2 separate regions of the Homo sapiens genome follow, and region 1 is linked to region 2. The links are chromatin contacts, found by Hi-C or POLR2A ChIA-PET in ENCODE. All regions are on one chromosome and are shown on one strand. The core of a region is the stretch at or near the end of the contact, and the rest is flanking DNA. Distances in the headings are between cores, read along the strand shown.

Region 1 (4,270 bases), core at 389-2,888, 270 kb before region 2:
GGAGTGCAGTGGTGCGATCTTGGCTTGCTGTAACCTCCGCCTCCTGGGTTCAAGAGATTCTCCCACCTCAGCCTCGGGAGTAGCTGGGATTACAGGCGTGTGCCACCACAACCGGCTAATTTTTGTATTTTTAGTAGAGATGGGGTTTCATCATATTGGCCAGGCTGGTCTTGAACTCCTGACCGCAAGGGATCCATCCGCCTCAGCCTCCCAAAGTGCTAGGATTACAGGCATGAGCCACCGTTTCCAACCCCGGCTGAAACTCTTATAAACAACTCTCATCTCTCCAAAACTTACTTGACACACAATTCTAACGTGACTTTGAACTCTTAGTTGGTAAGTAATTCTAATACTGCTGATATGGCAGTTGACCCTGTACTCCTAGTGCACCCCTTCCCCCCTATGGCTCACCTCTGGGCAGGAAATGCAGCAGAAGGCCCTGTGCCAGCATCATCTGGCCGCTGCGTAACATGCACCCCCAGCCACAGTCCGAGGTCAGGCAGCCCCCAGGAAGGGGCGGGAAGTCCCGGCGGTATGTGAGCCACAGGCGGGACACAAAGTCCCGCTGGAAACGCTGTATGTCACCTACAAGAGCGGGTCTGTCAGCTGCCACCAGGGACACTCCGGCGGGCGTGGAGAGGCCTCCCCCAGCCCTGGTCCCAACCACCAGCTCACCCTCGCCCTCGAAACGGTAGCGGCGGCCACAGAGGTGGATGCTGGAGATCTTGCTAAAGCTGGTCCGGCTTTTAACCACCCAACCTGGGGAGACGTAGGGGCAGCGCCCAGCGAGATGAAGCACTTGCATGACAGCAACAGCGCTTCCATTCCCCCATCTGTGAAATGGGCACGATCCTAGTTCCTATCTCCGGGGTGGCTCCGGGGATTCCGTCGGAGGTGGGGCCCCCAGTGACAGCTACAGGAGTGTCCACCATCAATTCAGGATGAAGGAAGGTAGTTCTGATTATTGTACCCATTTTACAGAGAGGGGCAAAAACGGAGGCGCCAGGAAGCAAAGGATCTTGCCCAAGGTCACACAGGGGAATGGGCGGGGCTTGAAAACACTATTGGACCTGCCACAGGTCCACCCTGGGCCGGGCAGGGAGGGGACCCACAGGTGACTCAGGACGGGAACAAGGGTGGGATAACTGGCAGGACCGGGGTCTGGTTTTCCTCAACGGCCCCCGACACCCCCACGATCTCCGGGCCCCCTCCTCACCGTACTTGACGTTGTTCCAGGCTGTCAGGAACTTGGCCTTGAACTTGTCCACTTCGTCCGGCTCACTCGGGCCAGCCCCGGGAGAGCCAAGAGCGGGGCCGCTGGCTCCGGAAGGCCCCAGGCCGTTGGGGTCTGGGCCTCTGGGACCCCGCGGCCTGCGGGCCTCGGGCCGGCGGCGCGCGTCCTCCGGGCTGCTGCTCCGGTACTGCGCGGCGGCCGGCGACACTGAGTTCATGGACGCGCCGGGAGGGCGGACCGAGGGCCCAGGTGGGGGGCTGCGGCCGCTGCCCCCCAAGGGCGACCCGCAGCCGGTTCACGGGGCCCGGGGAAGGCGCTACTCGGCCCCCGTCCCCAGGGTACCGGGCCAGGCAACAGCCGCCGCCGCTGCTACCGCAGCCATCGCCATCTTAGCGGGCCAGGACCCCGGATGACGGTGGGCGTGGCCAAGCCAGACGCCCCGCCCCGCCCTCTCCCCGCCCAGCCGCCTTTCCTGCCCCGATCCCGGGTCGCCAGGCGGGGACCTCAAACCCCGACGCCTTCCCGCGGCCTCCCCCCGCCCTCCTTATCACACCGCCAGGAGCGCGACAGCCCCTTCAGGCCCTTATCGGAGGCAGCAGAGCTGGGGAACCCCTGCCCCTGGCCCCGCCCCTAGTCCTGCCCCCCAGGGCCCAGGACTGACCTCCTGGCAGGCGCCCAGGTGAGACTGACTGCGCACCTGCAGCGCCCGCCCCGCCTCCCGAGTGCACCTGCGCGGGCTGCCGACCCAGAACCCGCCCTGGCCTGGGACCAAATCGACTAGTGTGACCTCCGGGGCAAGCCACGCCTCTCTGTGCCTCAGTTTCCTCATGTGCAAAATAGGGCTGGAATACACGCAACAACATAGACGAATCTTCATGAGAATTATGCTCAGGGAAAAAAAATCCAGGGGTAGGCAGGCGCGGGAGGGAGGGATGAATGAAGTGCTCCAGGAAAGTTTTTTTCAGTGTTTGTTTTGTCGAGACAGCATCTGGCTCTGTTGTCCAGACTGGAGTGCAGTGGCGCTTTCATAGCTCACTGCAGCCTCCAACTCTGATCCTCCAACCTCAGCCTCCAGAGTAGCTGAGACCGCAGACAGGAGCCACCATGCCTGGTTAATTTTTTAAATTTTATTTGTAGATAAGGGGTCTCGCTATGTTGTCTAGGCTGGTCTCAAACTCCTGGCTTCATGAGATCCTCCCGCCTCAGCCTCCCAAATGCTGGGATTACAGGCGTGAGCCACCACCTCAGGCAGGAAGACATTTTTTGGAGCTGTGGATAAATTCAGTATCTTAACTGTAATAGTGGCTTCACAGGTGTGAAAACTCATCAGATTGTACGCTTAAAATTTGCATGGTTTTGTATATGTCTATTATACCTCAATAAGGCTGAAAAAAAACCTCTTTGTTTTAAAAAGTAATCAGTTAACTTTTTATAGAGACAAGTTCTCTCTATGTTGCCCAGGCTGGCCTGAAACTCCTTAGCTCAAGTGATCCTCCTGCCTCAGCCTCCCAAGTAGCTGAGACTACAGGAAAATATTTTATTTTATTTTATTTTTTAATTTTTTTTCTCTAACCTTGCGAGGCCCAAACAGATTTTGGTTGTTGTTGTTGAGACAGGGTCTTGCTCTGTCATCCAGACTACAGTGCAGTGGCCTGATCATGGCTCACTGCAGTCTCAACTGCCGAGGCTTAAGCAAGTCTCCTGCCTCAGCCACCTGAGTAGCTAGGACTATAGGCACATGCCACCACCCCTGGCTAATTTTTTTTTTTTTTTTTGAGACGGAGTCTCGTTCTGTTGCCCAGGTTGGAGTGCAATGGCGCGATCTCGACTCACTGCAAGCTCTGTCTCCCAGGTTCACACCATTCTCTTGCCTCAGCCTCCCGAGTAGCTGGGACTACAGGCGCCCGCCACCACGCCTGGCTGATTTTTTGTATTTTTAGTAGAGACGAGGTTTCATCGTGTTAGCCAGGATGGTCTCGATCTCCTGACCTCGTGATCCGCCCACCTCGGCCTCCCAAAGTGCTGGGATTACAGGCGTGGGCCACCGTGCCTGGCCACCCCTGGCTAATTTTTAAAAATTTTTCTGTAGAGATAGAGTCTCCCAGTGTTGCTCAGGCTAGTCTTGAACTCCTGGGCTGAAACGATTAGCCTCAGCCTCCCAAAGTTCTAGGATGACAGACATGAGCCACTGCACCTGGCCAGGGACAATTTTTATTTTTTATTTTATTTTCATTTATTTATGTATTTATTTTGAGATGGAGTTTCGCTCTTGTTGCCCAGGCTGGAGTGCACTAGTGCGATCTTGGCTCACTGCAACCACCACCTCTCAGGTTCAAGCAATTCTGCTGCCTCAGCCTCCTGAGTAGCTGGGATTACGGGCGCACACCACCACGCCCAGCTAATTTTTGTATTTTTAGTAGAGATAGGATTCCACCACGTTGGCCAGGCTGGTCTCGAACTCCTGACTGAGGTGATCCGCCAGCCTCGGCCTCCCAAAGTGCTGGGATTACAGGCATGAGCGATTGCACCCAGCCAGGAAAAAGTTTTAAATGTGTCTAACTCATAAAGATGTATGGGAATGAGCTGAACTTACCAATGTAAAGTGCTTAGAGTGGTATTTGAGGAACAGTTGGGGCTCAGTGAGAGCCAACTGCATGATGACAATGCAGTGACCCTGTGAGCCATGGAGAGGGTGGCCTCTAGTGGCCAGCCCCGGGGCTCTGTCCTCAGCTCTCTGAAGGAGGTAAGAAAGATTTGAATGAGGGTGTGATCCAAGAAGGAGAAGGCACAAAAGGGGCAGTCACCTCCCTGACTTTCCTTTTTTCCCCTCTCCTCCCAGTCGCCTTCAATCACAATTGACCCCTTTCTCTTTCATTAATTTATTAATTTATTGATTTATTTTATTTTATTTTTTTGAGACAGAGTCTTGCTCTGTAGCCCAGGCTGGAGTGCACTGGCACAATCTCAGCTCACTGCAACCTCCGCCTCCCAGGTTCAAGCAATTCTCCTGCCTCAGCCTCTGGAGTAGCTGGGATT
Region 2 (3,840 bases), core at 671-3,170:
AGAAGTCAGGTGGAGACAGTCAGCCCTCCAGGAATCAGACTGGCTCCTCACTCCCTGAGACACGTAGTTTCCCCCTCTTTGGGCCTCAATTTCCCCATCTGTAAGGTGGGTGAGTATAGCCACCCCATCCCTTGCTAATACAAGTAACTCAGCACAGGATGGGTAGCAACTGGCTACCTTGCAGGTAAGAAAGAAGGGGCTTACGGGGTGGGCACTGTGGCTCACGCATGTAATCCCAGCACTTTGGGAGGCAGGGTGGGCAGATCATGAGGTCAGGAAATCGAGACCATCCTGGCTAACACAGTGATTAGCCGGGTGTGATGGCACATGCCTGTAGTCCCAGCTACTCAGGGAGGCTGAGGCAGGAGAATCGTTTGAACCTGGGAGGCAGAGGTTGCAGTGAGCCGAGATCACGCCACTGCACTCCAGCCTGGGCGACAGAGTGAGACTCCGTCTCAAAAAAAAAAAAAAAAAAAAAAGAAAAGAAAAGAAAGAAAGAAGGGGCTTATTTGGATCAGGTCCCTCAGATTCTGCTGCCTCCGAAGGTGGGAAAAAATGTCTGAGCCCAGCACTGCCTCACTCAAAGATTCCTGTCTCAGATTTGTTCTATCTTGGATGGGGGTGTGAGGACACTGGCTCCATACATTCTCCAAGGGAGATTCTGGGACCATTCCCATTTCATAGAGAGAAATGGTTACTCAGCTAGAAAGCAGTGCGATCTGGGTCTGAGTCCGGATCAGAACGCTTTGTTTTTTGAGACAGAATCTCGCTATGTCTCCCAGGCTGGAGTGCAGTGGCACAATCTTGGTTCACTGCAACCTCAGCCTCGTGGGCTTAAGGGATTTTCCTCCCTCAGCCTCCCGAGCAGCTGGGATCACAGGCGCCCACCACCATGCCAGCTAATTTTTGTATTTTTAGTAGAGACGGGATGTTGCCATGTTGGCCAGGCTGGTCTCAAACTCCTGACCTTAAGTGATTCGCCCGCCTGGGGCTCCTAAAGTGTTGGGATTACTGGCATGAACTACCGTGCTGGCCTGGATCTCAGGCTTTGTTGAGCTGTTAACCAAGCTGTCAATCTCCCACCCTCCTGGTTCCCCAAACTTACACCACCATGAAAGACCCTCTGACCCCTTCCCTCTTCCCTAGCTGGGCTGGAGCTGGGGGAGGGTGTGCTGGGGCGTCCCACTTCTCAGCTTTGGGCCACGGATAAGTCAGCTCTGGAATTCCCCCAAGTAGAAGCAGCCCTGGACTTCCCCAGGGGCAGAGAGGATGAGGAACAGAATATACATCTTGAGGGGGGTGGGGGTCCCTTAAGCCTTGTTGGGTTGGCACAGAGCCAAGTTCCCAAACCATCATGATCGAGTCCTGGGGCCAGGTGCTGCGCTGGGCCAAGATACCCTGCCAGGTGGCCGCTATAACGTTTCCCGTTTTACAGCTGAGAAACTGTAAGAGACGCAATCTAGCCAAGCAAGGCGGTGGTTCACACCTCTCATCCCAGCTACTCGGGAGGCTGAGGCAGGAGGTAAGGCTAGACCCCCGGAGTTCAAGACCGGCCTGGGCAACAAAACGAGGCCCGCCCCTCCCCTCCATCTCCAACCCCCTACCCTTTTTTAAAGCTGCAATCTATAGCCCAAGGCCACACGTGGAGGTATGCAGGGTCTGGATTCGAACCTACTGGCTGTTGCCTTTCAATCGCTGTCTCTAGCCCCTCCTTCCCATAAACAGCTACCTAAGCATGCATGACCTGACCCGGGAGCCGGTCCTCCCGGGGCTTCGGAGAACTGGCCCGACGGCAATCCCCACCCCGACTCACCTGGGAACAGAGCCCCGAGCAGGACCAGGAGTGCGGGCAGCGCGGGCCGGGGGCTGCTGGGAGCCATAGCGAGGCTGAGGTTGCAACTCTGAGTAGCAGAGGAGCTCAGCGTCGACTGGGGCGCGTGATCCTTTATAGCGCTAGCCACCTGGGGGCCAAGGGGCGGTGCTGCTTTCCCGGAAACCTCGCGCCTTCCCCTCCGGAACAAATGCTGCAGTTATTTCCGGACTGACAGGGTGCCCGGGCCGAGAGGGTCATCCTCCCTCGCTGGCCGCTTCAGCTCCGGAATTTCCAAGCTAAAGCAATCGGGCGGCGGTGGCAGGGCGATGACCCCGGGGGCTGCTCCCGGCCTCCACGCCTCCCGTTTCCCGGCCAGGCTAAGCTTGAATCACGGTCTACACCGCGCTAAGCGGTTTATTAAGTACTTTTAAATACTGCCAACTTCCCCGGAGAGTGGAGACTGTTATTGTGTCCATTTCACAAAGCGGTAAACTGAGACTCCAGGCTGCGAGGGGGTCCGAACTCAAGTCCTCCCTCTCCAGCTTACGCAGGCCTCTTTAATCGAGTGGATGAGCCCCCTGCCTGGGTGGGGGCCCAGGAATCCTCCCCGGGCTCCCTCCACTGAGGGATGCCCCTCCCCCTAGGTCACGTCCACACCTAGCTGACACGGGCATTTCTCGAGAAGCGGCCAGAGCAGAGCCAGGCACCTCCCGGCGACCGCTAACCGTGGGAGTGACGAAGCGCGGTCTCACCACGTCCGGGGAAATCGGCGTCCTCTCTCTACACCCGAGGGCACTCACCCCGGCGGCCTCCTCGCTTCCCCTTTCGGCCTTGGCCGCGGAGGCGTCTTTACAGCTCCCAGAAAAAGGAAGGAAGCTGCGTGATCCCTACGCGCCGAGCCCCTCCGCTGGCGTCCCAGGCTCCGCGGGGAAACTGAGGCAGCTAGCTTGGATCTTGACGAGGGAGGGGAGGGGGACGCTCGAAATCCCTGCCTGTCGCTGGGAAACTGAGGCAGCAGCCCCCAGGCGCAGAGGCGAGGCAGGGAGAAGGGGCGCTCGAACCCCTGCCCTACGCGCGAGGCTCCGGCAACTCGAACCCAGGCTCATGCACTAAATATGAGCGGGTGTTTGCTTGGCCACCGCCTGTGCGTGTGACCCCAAGACTCGACATCCACCACGTCGAGGCTGGGTACTCTTAAGTCTCCGAGCACCAAGCCGCGCCGCCTAAGGCTTTCCTGTTGTGGGGCGCGCGCGGCGTCGCCATGGAGATCTCCGAGGGGCCAGGGAGGTCGCGCAGCAGAAGGGGAAGCGAAGGGTCCCCGGACGCGCAGGCCCTTCCTATCGGGGAAGGGGGCTGCGAGTCACTGGCCATCCAGAGACGCATATTTCCCCCGCCTCGGTCATTCCCAAGGAATTTCCACGGGGATATTTTTTTCTTGGGGGGCTGAGGAGTTCTGAATTCCCGCCCCGGAACGGCCTGAGCAAAGTCACAGGGTGGGACGGGGGACGCCCCTGGTCCTCAGAAGGCCTGGGAAAATCCTGCGCCACGGGTTCTTCCTCGGGCGGGTTCCACTGAGCTCTTGCCCCGGCCCGAGGTGCGCGAGCTCCCCCGCGCGGCCCAAGTCCCACTTGCAGCCACAATGGTGCCGTTCTTTTCTCAACATGTGGCTCAATGTTTTTTAAGCGCCTACTGTGTGCTTGGCGTCCTTCCAGGTACTGGGGACACAGGAATGAACAGAGTCAGACAAAAATCCACCTGGGCGCGGCTCCCACCTGTAATCCCAGCATTTTGGGAGGCCGAGATGGGAGGATCACTTGAGCCCAGGAGTTCAAGACCAGCCTGGGCAACATAGGGAGACCCCCATCTCTATGCAAAATACAAAAATTAGCCGGGTGTGGTGGTGCACACCTGTAATTCCACCTACTTGGGAGGCTGATGCAGGAGAATCTCTTGAACCCGGCAGGCGGAGGTTGCAGTGAGCCAAGATAGAGGCACTGCACTCCAGCCTGGGTGAGAGTGAGACTCAA

What was found. A loop is a pair of places that touch in the nucleus more often than their neighbours do. ChIA-PET counts read pairs that join two places held with the same protein, here RNA polymerase II (POLR2A). Pooled maps may share reads with other maps.
Region 1: a loop to region 2 is called in a pooled map, with 3 times the contacts of the local background. The contact joins the promoter of ATG4D here to the promoter of ICAM1 in region 2. A Hi-C loop is called at or near these places in 2 of 50 pooled maps. POLR2A ChIA-PET finds 5 or more read pairs at or near these places in 11 of 52 experiments (AG04450, MCF 10A, Panc1 and 6 more).

Annotation. Positions count from the first base shown.
Region 1 is chr19:10,541,272-10,545,541 of GRCh38, reverse strand. ATG4D (autophagy related 4D cysteine peptidase) reads right to left here and starts at 1,638. Exons shown (of 10, transcript NM_032885.6): 1 at 1,217-1,638; 2 at 676-759; 3 at 412-585. The coding sequence starts at 1,451. RefSeq lists an enhancer at 652-1,247 and silencers at 1,293-1,472, 1,523-1,862, 1,873-1,922.
Region 2 is chr19:10,269,200-10,273,039 of GRCh38, reverse strand. It overlaps ICAM1 (intercellular adhesion molecule 1), which reads right to left and starts at 1,920. Exons shown (of 7, transcript NM_000201.3): 1 at 1,814-1,920. The coding sequence starts at 1,880. The region is part of intron 1 of LIMASI (lncRNA inflammatory and mucous response associated, antisense to ICAM1); the gene reads left to right. RefSeq lists enhancers at 1,119-1,358, 2,269-2,358.